Regions from separate parts of the Homo sapiens genome. Here region 2 is linked to region 1. The links are chromatin contacts, found by Hi-C or POLR2A ChIA-PET in ENCODE. All regions are on one chromosome and are shown on one strand. The core of a region is the stretch at or near the end of the contact, and the rest is flanking DNA. Distances in the headings are between cores, read along the strand shown. Region 1 has its middle 29 kb from the start of SMOC1. Region 2 overlaps SMOC1 (SPARC related modular calcium binding 1).

Region 1 (6,512 bases), core at 1,625-4,124:
GTTGGAAGTCAGACAGGGAGAGATGGCAAAGGGAAAGAGTGGAAAATTACAGCTGAAACCCACCTCCCCCTCCCCCAACCTTAAAGGCTTCCCTTTCAGTGTCAACAAATATGCAACCAATTAATGTAATTGCAGAGTTATTTATGGTGCCCAGCAAAGTGCAGCTGGATCCTAAAAGACAAAGTTGGAAGCAAGAGAAAAACTTTGTCTCCGCTTTTGGTGTGTGGTTTTGCTGGTCGGGCTCTTGAGGGGGAGGGGAGGGGCTCCTTTTCTTTCAGATGTTTCAGTCAACTTGTGGTATCCATGTGTCTGGTGGTCATGGCCCCTTCCAGGCAGTTTGCAGGTGTTCCTGCCTGGGGCAGGGGGAAAAAAATAAGGGGGCAGCTAGAGGAAAAAAGCTAAAGGTCTTCTGATTTCAAACTGTGATCTGACGTCGAAGACTTTTTCAAGGTTCCCCACTCTGACTGCACCCCTGTCTTAATCCTCCTGCATTGACCCTTTCCATAACAACCACCACCAAAAATTGCACAGAGAGACCTTTTTTCTCATAGCTGTTATGTGATTGTCTGGGATGACAGCTGTGTTGCCACTCAGCGCCTCGCACAAGACAGGTTTTAATTAGAGTTATTGAGGGGTTTGAATTGGCACAATTAGGGCCAGCATTAATGGGGTCTCCATGTGTTCTTTTGAAGAGTTTGGCCCTGTTTTTTGTCCCAGGGCAGGAGGGAGTTGCAGCTAATGAAGTTGGAGAGTGCAAATTATCTCAGCAAAAGGACAGCAAATGTAAACCACCCAGGGGAGGGGGAGACACTCAAAGGAAAGAAACGAAAAGAAAGCAGTTACATGTGGTGGAGGCACAAACACATTCACACACATGCTTACTTTCATATCTTCCTTTTCTTAAATGGTCCTTTTAGAAGGAACTTTTGTCCACCAAATATATATCATTGGCTAAGAGGGAAAGCAGGAAAAATGTGTATGCTATACCAAACTAAACTGAGGATGTGTGCATGCACATGTCTGCTTCTATGCTAACCCCTCAAAAGCTTATGAGCATATTAAAGGAAAAGAGAGATGAGACAAACTTCAGTTATCAAAAATCCTAATCCCTCATCCTCTGAGATGCTGGTTGCTTTTTACTGTCCCAGTTTCCTATTTCCTTTCTTTCCAGATGTCTGTTCCTCTCTTTGAGCTCCTCAAGCCCTTATCCTCTATGTTCCCTAGAACGGGCTCAATTTAAAAAGATAAGGCCTATCCCCAAGTCTCTGAGCCCCCCACCCATGAGCACGTCCAATAAAGTGCAGCCCAGGACGGTGCTGGGGACAGGCCTGAAGTCCAGTAGGCCCTGATGCCTCTAACTTCCCTATGGACCTGACACTCTTCCAAGAGGTACCTTTGGTAAAAGTCATTTCCAGTAGAAAGTCAATCTGGGGAGTAAGAAGGCCAGAATTGGAAAAACAAATATGATGGAGCCCAGTTATAAATCAACTCTGTCTATGTGAGAAGAAGGCAGTTGAACTGAAACAGGCCTCCGTTCAGTGTGTCCCCAGAGCCTGGGGCTGGATTTGGGTGGCCTCTGAACTTTGGGGACTGGGGAGTGGAACCATTTCATAAGCCAAAGCAGCAAAAGGCCACAGTATGCTGCAAAGGCAGAGGCAGGATCATGCACAAGTTGCAGCCAAAAATGAAATCAGGTGAAGCCACCTCCCCAGCACTGTGGGCCAGTGGTGGGGCCAGCTGCCTGCAACAAAGTCCTCTCCCTACTCATTTCAAGATGAGGCTCCTGCTCCATTTTTGCATAGGTGACATCTCCTTCCTTCACCAGGTGTTTTCCCTGATGTATTAGCAATTCCAGTGGCCAAGGCTAGTCTTGCTACCTGGCATAATGAAATGGCGGGGGGGAATGGGGCAGCGTGTTGGCTCACCCTCTGTGGGACAGTCTTGGCAGAGAGGAATGGGAAGCATAGTTGAAGGAACTAGAACCACTCCCAACCCAATGAGGCCCAAGAAATGTAGACAGACAGATACCCAGTTTAAAATGCCTCAAGTACTCCACAGATACTCAGGTGCTGGTACACAGAGGTTGACCTTGTCTGATGCAGCCAACTCTTCTCCTGCCTCACCCACATGAACCATGTGGGGCCGAACTTTAAGAAAAGAATCCCACATGGCCAATTGGTTTTCCCAAAAGATTAAATTCCTGAGCCCAGCAAAGATGAGTATGCCAGCACATGTAGCATGACAGGGATGCTTTAAAACAGTGGTTCCAACAGGGGGCAAATTTGCTCCCCAGGGAACATTTGGCAATGTCTGGCCACATTTTTGGTGATCCTATCTGGATGATAGCGCCAGGGATGCTACAAACATCCCACAAGGCACAGGACAGGCCCCACAACAAAGAATTATCCAGGCTAAAATGTCAATAGTGCCAAGGTTGAAAAACCCTGCTTTAAAGTTAAACAGACCTGGGCTCAAATTCCAGCTCTACCACTTCCTAGCTGTGCGATTTTAGAGGGCCAGTAATCTAAGTCCTGGTTTCCACATCTGTAAACCAGGGATGGTAAACACCTAGCTCACAGTTAAAGCAACTCACTGGAGAGGTTCAAGAAATAGTAATCTTCCTTTTTTTTTTTTTTAACTTAAAAGAATGTTCTAGGCTATCTTTACTAGAATCACTAAAAGAATGTGGCATTTGGGTAATCACTGATGAAGTCTTCCAGCCCTGAAATTGCCCTTTGCTCTTGCTGCTGCCACCTGTCTCCTCAAACAGAAACTAGAAGCCTGCGCACGGAGCCTTTTTGGGAGAAGCCTTCAGGACACCTTCTATTCTGAGTCACAGCAGCCTCCGCGCCACCTGCGGCCAGCTGCACTGTGGTCCCTGGCTGCGCCCCCAGAGACCCAGCCATGGCGGGGCGGCAGGGGAGGGGCCGCCTGGTTTCCGGTGGAAGTGGACTTGAGTTCGGCCTTTTCTTTTGAACCACGCAGCGGCCAAACGTCAATTAGCAGAGCCCGGAAAAATGAGTGCGCTCTGCGCTCTCCGGGAGGAGGGCAGGGCGCCCCCGGCCCGGCCTGGGGTTGCTGCCCTGTTCCCCCTATTGTGCCTCCAACAAGGGCGTTTTATTGAAAAGAGCTGAGTGCATCTAATGCAGTTATCCGTGTCCGCCTCATCGGGCTGTGGGCTGGGGGGCGAGGCACGCAGCTGCCGCCGCCTCACACGCTCGCAACAAAGGAGCGCGCCGTGGAGAATTTGCTCCTCTTTGAACGGCTCATCTGGTTTCCATTTTTGAAAGGTTCCCCAACCCTTCCCTTCCACCCAGCCCCCACCCCACCTTCACCCCCTCCTTTCTCTGCTTTGCTCTAGCTGTGCCCCTTGGGGGAGGGCGCCCCACGACCCCCATACAGTCACCCCCTTATGCGTGTTGGAGGCATGGGTGTCCCCCCTACACCCGGCAGGGCCACACGTCCGAGCTGGACAAACACACGCGGCTTCATGGCCAGCCTGAACCGCGTTCCCTGGCCTGGGCCTCAGTTTCCCCACCTTCAAAACGCCATGATTGCATGCCAGCTGATTAATGGTCTGTGAGTCAACGAACTGATTTGTAAAGCATGTGGCAAGTACATGATAGGATAATTCAGAAAATTTTAATTGCCTTTAATTTTGCTGGAGATAACCACCATCAACTTTCTATTTTCTTCTAGTCGTTTTCTCTGTATAAGAAGTCATATACAAAATTACCTTTCGATTGGGATCAGGTTGTTATGCAGTTTTATATCCTGCTTTTAGTTATATCTGGAGGCATTATCCCATGCTAAGAGTCTCTGAAAATGTGAGATTCTTAACTGCCAAATATGCCATCATGGGTTTGTACCATAATTGATTTAACTGGTTCCCCCACTGTTGGACATTCAGGTTGTTTTCCTGTTTGCTTGGGTGGTGGTGGTGGTTTTTACCCCACTATTATAATTACAAGGCCATTTTTAAAAATAGAATCCTCACGTGGCTTCCCAAGTTGACAGCTGGATCTAAACCCCTGCTCCACTATAAATCAAAGGCATACGGCAGGCACTTCCACCTCTTCTGAGGGCTGGCACGAGGGGAAAGGTCATCACTGGCCTCCTCCTCCCCTGCCTGACACCTCCAGGCACCTGCAAGTTGGAAATTCACATTTGAATCATGGCCCCTGTAAATTATGGCCTTGGGCAAATTGTATAACCCTCAGTGCCCTCAGCTACACAATGAAGATAGAATCACGCTGACCTCAGAAGGCTCTTGTGAGAACTAAATGAAACAAGATACACAATGTGCTGAGCATGTGACTAGGACACAGCTGCCAGGCTGTCCCACTTACTCACTGTGCGACCTTGGGCAGGTTTCCTAGTCCCTCTGCGCCTCAATTTCCCCACCTATAAAATGGGGAGTTGTGAGGATTAAATGAAGTAATACATTAAAATTACAAAAAACTATGCCTGGCACATACTAAGAACTCAGTAAATTTAGCTATCATTATTGTGCACCTGCCTGCCCTGCTTGTGAAGAGTAAGGTCAGCTCCCCCACCCCAACTAGTTTTCTCTTTAATCTCCCACAACTAGCCCATTCCAAACCCTATCAGTACAGGTTCTCCTTCCAACCTCAGGCCCAGCTCCACTGGAGGAATCCTAAGCCCTCAGAAAACAGGATCCCAGATGAGATACTGAGCTTGAGCAAAAAGCCCAGGCCCCAGAGAGATCCTCACAGAGCACCCCAAACCCCCTCCACACCCCTAGCCTCTGCTTCTGGCATTAGCAGTCTCCCCGGCTCAGAGAAGGGGACTGGGTGGGAGTGAGGGGGCTGCCTTGTCATGGCTTTCGATCTCCTCTCTCAGGACATTCTGTTCATTTGTCCAAATAAGAGTAACATCAATAGCAGTGGCCACCATTGACTGAGTCCCAGGTGTCAGACCCTGCAAAGTGTTGTGATGGCGTCTGTGAATTATCAACCCATTGTACAACAGAGGATGGAGACTGACCTCAGAATGATCAAACAAGTTTCCCAGAGCCATGGAGCAGAGATTTGACCTCATGAGACTCTGACCACAAAGTCCTGTTCTTCCCAGGACACTACATGGCTCAGGTTCCTTTATCACTGAAATTGAAGTGGCAGAGTCACCTTTTCTGGAGTGTATGCCCTGAGAAACCTAAAAATGAGAGGCCATTTGGGGTAACATTGCCAGGTTTAGTAAATAAAAATACGGGACACCCAGTTAACTTTGAATTCCAGATAAACAACAAATAATTTTTTAGTGTAAGTATATCCCCATGTAATATTTGAGACATACTTATAATAAAATTTTTCATTAGTTATCTGAAATTCAAAGTTAACTGGGTGTCCTATATTTTATCTGGCAACCGTAATTTGGAGGCTTCATTAAACTCACCTGCAACTGGTTCAGCAGATCAGAGGTACAGTCTTGGTGTCTGGGTCACATCACAATGACGTGGTGTCACCTAATCCCCTCCCATCTCTGTACCCCTTTTATAGCTCAGAGGTTAAGTGACTTGCCTAAGATCATAAGACTAGCCCTTGAATCGCACCCAGGCCCACGATCCCAAGTCCCCGGATACAGTGCCCAGCAAAGTGACCACTGCAGCCCCAGGGAGGATCTGTGCTTTCCAGGGTAAAATTTTCATTCAACTGCATTGACACAAGAAAAATGTGGACAACATCTGAAAGTTTCAACAGATAATGCAACCTAAAGACTCTCGAGATTTGTTGATAATCTTTTGGTTACACGTGACAAAACCTTTGAACTAAACTGACTTAGACTAGAAAGAAATTGATAGCTCATGTCTACCGAAACATCCAAATGACCACACTGATGGGGGTTTGTCAAAGGGACACAGGAGCCAAATGAAAGATCTCCCAATGCTCAAAGATGGAACAAATTGAGCAACAAAATAAAGTAGTATTGGATAATAACCCGAAGTATAAAATAAATAGCCAGGAATCCGTACTTACATAAATAAATAATTGAATAAATAAATGTGAGAGGAAGAGACAAATCTTCCATGCAGAGGAATTCCAAACAATTTATATACATATTGCACCCTCAAGGGGAGGGAACATAACTCCCACTCCTTAAGCGTGGGCTCCACATAGTGACTTCCTTCCAGAAAGTACAGCATGGAAGCTGGGCACGGTGGCTCATGCCTGTAATCCCAGCACTTTGGGAGGCTGAGGCAGGCAGATCACTTGGGGTCAGGAGTTTGAGACCAGCCTGGCCAACACAGTGAAACCCCTGTCTACTAAAAATACAAAAAATAAAAAATAAAAATAAATAAAAATAAAATAAACCGCAGCATGGAAAGGATGAAAAGAGCCATAAAAAGAATGCATTCATGATGCTGAAACCTGACAAGCCCTGCCTTCGCCAGGTGATCAAGGTCAACATCGACAGTGATAAGTCATGTGGACAAGAGGGACCCTCGATACGTCATGAGAGTGGCACTTTGTGGCCTTCCTCCAAAAACATAT
Region 2 (6,512 bases), core at 2,671-5,170, 130 kb before region 1:
TGTTTTATATTCCGTATACCTACCTGCATGTTCCCTCCCAAAAGAAGTGAAAACAAGCTGAAAGCTGCCTTTTTGCAGGCAGTTCTCACATCCTTGAGCTGAAGAAGAGCAAAAACAGAAGGCTGGGGAAAAGGCAAACTGGGGACAGAAGAGGAAGAGGAAGCACCGGCAGCAGAGGAGCCTGGTCAGGGCTGGGTTCACACAGAAGACTCGGCTAATGTTTTTTTAACTTTTTATTTTGAAATGATTATCGATTCACAGGAAGTTGCAAAGATAATACAGAGAGGTCCTGTGTACCCCTCACCCAGTTTCCCCCAATGGTAACGGCTTTATAGTTAGCATAATGATATGGGTAAGCTCTTTAATTATCTGGGTGGCATAATTAGTACAAAATCAAAATCGGGACACTGATATTCATATAATCCATGGACCTTATTCAGATTCTACCAGTTTTAAATGCACTCATTTGTGTGTATCGTTCTCTGCAATTTTATCCACGTGTAGACTCAGGTAACCACCACCACCATCAGCCTAGAACTATTCCATCAGCACAAAGATCTCCCTTGTGCCACTTTTACTGTCACACTTTCCCTCCTCCACCCCATTCCTCACACCTGGCAACCACTAATCTGTTCTCCATCTCTATAATGCTGTCATTTCTAGACTGTTATATAAATGGAATCATGCAATATACAACCTTTTGAAATGGGCTCTTTTCATGTTGCATAATGCCCTTGAGATCCACTCAAGTTGTGGTTGCATATATCAACAATTCATTCCTTTTTATTGCTGAGTATTTTTCCAGGGTATAGATGGATAGGGGATCCCACCTTACTCACAGCAGATACCTTCCAAGACCCCCAGTGGATGCCTTCAACCGCGGATAGAACCGAACCCTATACATCCTGTTTTTTCCCCATACATACCTATGATAAAGGTTTATTTATAAATTAGGCACGGTATAGATGAACAATAATAACTAATAATAAAATAGAATAATTATAACAATGTACTTTTATAAAAGTTATATGAATATTGTCTATCTCTCAGAATATCTGATTGTACTGTATTCATCCTTCTTCATTTTGCAATCTATCCACTTGATAACAGAGCTGGCCCCAAGTCACAGGGAGGGTACACAGCATGGGTATGCTGGACAAAGTCATGATTCACATCCCAGATGGGAGGGAGCAGGACAGTGTGAGATTGCATCACACTACTCAGAATGGCTCACAACTTAAAACTTACAAATTGTTTATTTCTGAAATTTTCCATTGAATATTTTCAGACCATGGTTGGCCGTGGGTAGGGCAGTACTACTGTGCCACAGTTTGTTTCATCCACTGAAGGACATTTGGGGTTTTTTTTCTACTTTCAGCTATTACAGATAAAGCTGCTTCTTGTTCGTGTACAGGTTTTTTGTGTGTGTGGCCATAAATTTTCATTTCTCTGGAATAAATGCTCAGGAGTGCAACTGCTGGATTATATGGTATATGTATGTTTAGTTGTTTTTCAGAAACTTCCAAAGTATTTTTCCAGTGTGTCTGTACCATGTTATTCTTGCCAGCGATGTATGAGAGGTCCAGTTTCTCGGCAGCCTCACTATCATTTGGTGTTGACACTACTTTTTCTTTTAGCTCTCCTAATAGATATGTAGTGACATCCTGCCATGGACTTATTTTGCATTTCCTGTGGCTAATGATGCTGAGCCTCTTCTTGTGTGCATATTTGCCCTCTGTTTGTCTGCCTTGGTGAAATTGGTGAAATGTCTATTTGTGCATTTGGCCAATTTCTTTCTTTTCTTTTTTTTTTTTCTTTTTTTGAGACAGGGTCTCACTCCATCACCAAGGCTGGAGTGATGATCTCGCTTGCTGCAACCTCCACCTCCTGGGTTCAAGTAATTCTTCTGCCTCAGCCTTCCGAGTAGCTGGGATTACAGGTGCACATCACCATGCCTGGCTAATTTTTTGTTTTTGTTTGTTTGTTTGTTTGTTTGTTTGAGATGGAGTCTCGCTCTGTCATCCAGGCTGGAGTGCAGTGGCGCGATCTCGGCTCACTGCAACCTCCACCTCCTGGGTTCAAGTGATTCTCCTGCCTCGCGGCCTCCTGAGTAGCTGGGATTACAGGCACGTGCCACCATGCCTGGCTAATTTTTGTATTTTTTTTTTTTTTTTTAGTAGAGATAGGGTTTCACCATGTTGGGTAGGCTGGTCTTGAACCCCTGGCCTCAAGTGGTTCATCCACCTTAGCCTCCCGAAGTGATGGGATTACAGGTGTGAGCCACCATGCCAGGCCACCATTTTCTAATTAAACTGTTTTTTAGCTGCTAAGCTTTAAGAGTTGTTTATATTCTCTAGATATGAGTCCTATGTTGGATAGACGGTTTGCAAATATTTTTTCTCAGGCTGTAGTTTTTTCTTAATTCTCTAACAGCACTTTTTGCAGAGCAAATTTTAAAGTTCAACTTATATATATTATCTTCTAGATTATGTTTTTGGTGGTGAAGATTTTCTCTTGTTTTCTTCTAAAAGTTTTAATAGCTTCACATTTTACATTTAAGTCTACGATCCATTTTGAATTCATTTTCATATCAGGTCTGAGGTTTAGGTTGAGGCTTTGGGGTCGATTTGTTAATTTTATTTGTTTGGTCTGTGGATGTCCAATTGCTAGAGCACCATTTGTTTGTGGATCTGTTTCTGGGTCCTCTATTCTGTTCCATTGATTCATGCATCTGTTACTCCACAAATACCACACTATCTCTAGAACTCTAGCTTTATTCATCTTAAAATCAGATAAAATGGTTCCTCCCACTTTAGTTTTCTTTTTCAAAATTGTTTCAGCTATTCTAGTTCCATTGCCTTTCCGAAGAAACTTGAGAATAATCAGCCCTTGAATCTCACATCTTTCTTTCTGCAAGCACAGGATCACTGCAATGGAACCTGAGAGTGACAGTTCCTCGGCCTTTACCACACGAGTTCTGTGGCCCTCTGAGCTGGAGACCAGGGGTCAGAAGCAGGCCCAAGGCCTGTCCACCTATGTGCCCATATCCCTACCTCTCTGCAAGCTGCTGTGCCACACTGGAACTTAGGCCGGGAGCAGGGAGCAAATGAACATACTCTCATTGGCCTGACAAGCTCTGAGCCCTCTCACCTGGACTTCAGTGGCCCCACAAAGGCACTAGTCAGAGGGCTCAGGAACCTGGCAGAGGGCTTTGCTCAGCTCAGGCCACCCGCTCCAAGGGGCTTTCCTTAGAGGCTCTGGCTACAGGAGCTACCACACAGGGTTGTTTGGAGGGGCCACCTGCCTTCCCTCCCCTGCAGAGGTGGCAACTTCCCAGAGCTTACAGAAGCCTGCTGCTCCGCTGGAGGTTTTCCTCCACCTGAAGATGAATAACCTCCATCATAAAAGGCTAAGAACAATTAGAATGTGAGCTCCAGGAGGTGAGGCCTGGACTCGTACTGTTATACTCATCCCTGGGTCCTTAGTGACGATAACAAGCCTGACATTTAGTAAGTTCTCCATAAATATTTGCTGAGTAAAAGCACCAAGCGTAAAATATCAATGGTTACTAATAACACCAGGGATTCAAATGAATTTATGTCTAAGAGGCTTTTTCCAGATCCCTAAATCTTATTCTCTCTCCAATCCTTGGAGATGAGGATATGGCAGGAAATCAAACTCTCAGTCTAGTGCTGTTCATGCATAAACTTTTCTTCAGAGACCCTGGAATACGGGCCAAAATGGAGGCGGTTGAGTAGCTGGAGCCAAGCTGGCGGAGCAGTTAGCTATGGGAAGGAGGGAGACATGGTACATGTGTGAGCATGCAAGCACACCCCTTCTGAAACTGACCTCTGCGAAGCTGGTATATGAACATTCCAGGCTTGGTGGAGGCGGCTCGGAGAACCAGAAAGCAAACGAGCTGCCTCTCTCAGGCTTGGAGCTGCTCAGGCACAGTTCTGTTTCAGCAGGCACAGAATCAGAGAGAATCCTTCTCCAAGAAAAGCCATGTGAGCAGAAGCCAACAGCATGGAGGTCGTCAGCTGCCCATCTCCATTCAAACCCAGCCCAGCCCACCTGATGGCAATGCTAAGAGATCAGCTACAGATTCAGCCTCCCATACCCCCGTGGTTGCTAGGGGAAGAGAAAAAAGAGGTAGTCGGGAAGAGATTTAAGTCATGTGAGCAGGAGTGACATTTCACATGTGGAATGTCCCTCGACAGCCAGCCCAACACGGCTCTGCCAGGCTCAGGGCAATGAAGCACCCCTCCTTCAGGTGTGTTAACACCTTATGAGGGCTGAGGCTGGGGGGCCACCCAGTCCCCTTCGTCTGGGATGTTTGCCAGCCATTGCCTCTGTCCTAAGCCTGCCCCTCAGAGCTGCTCCATCCATTGCTTGAGTGACAAGGTCTCCAAGTTGGCAACAACCTGTAGACCCAGCTCTAAAAATAGAGATACAGACAGGGACCTTGGAGAAATAAATATGACTCACTCTTTACTTGGAGCACATACTATGGAACAGCCAGTGGGAGATCTTCTTTTTAAACTCTGAAAATTAAAGCTGGGTTGGATTTTTGAAGTTCTGCCCCTCTCCAAGACTAGCTTGACAAATACAGAAGCCCATGCAGAAAAGTTTAGCAGAGTATATTAGTATTTTTATTTTTCTCTTGCTTTCCTTAAACAACTAACTCCCAGACTTCTTATGGGAAAAATGCAAACCGCAGAAAATTCCTGGTGACCCTAAACTTTCACTTGCCATTTATCACAGCATCACCCCATGGCCTCTGATGCTCTGGGCACTCAGAAGTCAAAAGCTCACAGAGAACTGCCAGAAATCATTTCACAAGTGCTTTTCCATATCCTTTCATTTAATCACTCTTCACCACTGCCCCCCTTCACCCCACCAGAGGCTAAGAACTTCCTTCCCTCCTTGCACTTCACAAGCAATGAAGGGCAGGGCCAGCCCCTGAACCTGTGTTCAGTTATCCTGGAAGCTCCTCAAATCACCTATGGTAATTAGCATTGAGACCCCAAAAAGAGTCACATCAGAAAAATCCATAGGCCTTGGTACAGCCAGGTAAAGCTGCTGCAGGATAACTTCTTGATCTCTGAAACCATTCTGCTTCCAATCTACTTTCCTTTGGATGACTCCAGTGAAAACCAAAACTTTACCTCTATCTCTACTTCTTCAGCCTTCAACTGTTTTAGCAGTGCATTTTCAGAGCTAAAGGGGCTGTTTGGGGCCCTCTTCCTCTCTTCTGATATTCCTCTGTAGCATCCATAAAACACATGTGAATGCACATGTGCACCGTCCCCCTCTCCCACACACACAACACACACACGTCTCTCTTTAAGGGCCAGGACCAAAGGAGAAGAAGGGGAGGGGGCAGCCAGGATGGGATTGCCCCAGATCAATGGATATTTGAAACTCAAACACATGGTCCAGGACCTACACTGCATTTGTTAATTACCACACATGTGCCCATAAAGGAGTTCGTTAAACACAAGGGGCCCAAAGAACAGAGTGAGGAAAGGACATTCCAAGGGATTAAGTAAATAGTCTGAAGTTTTGACCCTCCTCCCCTCCTGGAGCACGTGCATCTGGGTAAGATAACAGTGTCTCCCCCTCCTTCCCCCACTTCTTCCCTGGGGCCCCACACCTGTGGATCCAGGAGCCACAGCCACTCAGGCCTCCTGTCTTAGACCAAACGGCTGTGACCACCCAGCCTCTCTCTCTCCTCCCTTCCTCCTGCCATCTCTCTGGGCCTCCTCCCCCAGCCTCCTTCTGCTCTGCCTTTCTCCTCCTCTCCTTCAGAGAACTAATTCCTGGCTGGCGACCAGACTCTCCGTGGTCACACAATACATCTTTTCATTCCTTCCAGCCTGGGAGGGACAGCCGATCCCTCCCAGCCCGGTCAGTGGAGGATATTCAAAAAGGCAAGAGGCTAGGGAAAGAGAAGGCTGGGTCCCGGGTCCCGTCCTTGCCCTGCCATCCCCCACCACTCACACCTCCAGACCTCTGGCCCCACCTCTTTTCTGGCCATATCCATCACCCTGCACAAGGGTGCAGACCCAGCACCTCTTTGCAGCAGGCCTCAGGGTAATAGATGCCTCCTATGAGAAGCCATGTGCGGGCACAAGCTCAGACAAGGGGCCTTTGTGTCTTCCCACCTGCTGCCTTCCAGAGCACATTCCATTCTTAAGTGGCAGCTGAAAGAGGAACCTTGGCTAGTCGACACAGGATATTACTAATGCCCTCTCGCACCCTGTCCCCATTCAAACCCCAGCTTCCTGGACAGGTGTGGCTTCAGGTGTGGCGTCCTACAGGTGGCCCGAACCTGCTCTTCACTGCGCTGCCCATAGCAGACAAAGAGAAGAGGATCCAACACCTAATCAGATCCTTCAAAGTACAGGGAAAGAGAGGCCACTAAATAGGATTTAAGACTCCAGGGGAGAATGAGTCCTAGCATTCCCCACCAGAGCCTTGTCCTGACCTTTGCACCAAAGAGGAAGCCT

Evidence for each region. Hi-C counts contacts between places; a loop is a spot of excess contacts on that map. ChIA-PET counts read pairs that join two places held with the same protein, here RNA polymerase II (POLR2A).
Region 2: a loop to region 1 is called in a map of gastrocnemius medialis, with 15 times the contacts of the local background. The contact joins two enhancer-like sites. A Hi-C loop is called at or near these places in 1 of 168 maps with a recorded cell type or tissue (gastrocnemius medialis). POLR2A ChIA-PET finds 5 or more read pairs at or near these places in 2 of 52 experiments (RWPE1 and activated CD8-positive, alpha-beta T cell).

What each region holds. Positions count from the first base shown.
Region 1 is chr14:69,846,858-69,853,369 of GRCh38, reverse strand. No RefSeq gene overlaps it. Among named protein-coding and RNA genes, the nearest start is that of SMOC1, 29 kb to the left of the region's middle. Within about 2 kb of position 2,874, at least 3 of the 41 ENCODE cell types and tissues checked have a DNase peak (open chromatin) inside an H3K27ac peak, as active enhancers do.
Region 2 is chr14:69,980,344-69,986,855 of GRCh38, reverse strand. All of the region lies in intron 5 of SMOC1 (SPARC related modular calcium binding 1), which reads right to left. Among named protein-coding and RNA genes, the nearest start is that of SNORD169, 5.5 kb to the right of the region's middle. Within about 2 kb of position 3,920, at least 3 of the 41 ENCODE cell types and tissues checked have a DNase peak (open chromatin) inside an H3K27ac peak, as active enhancers do.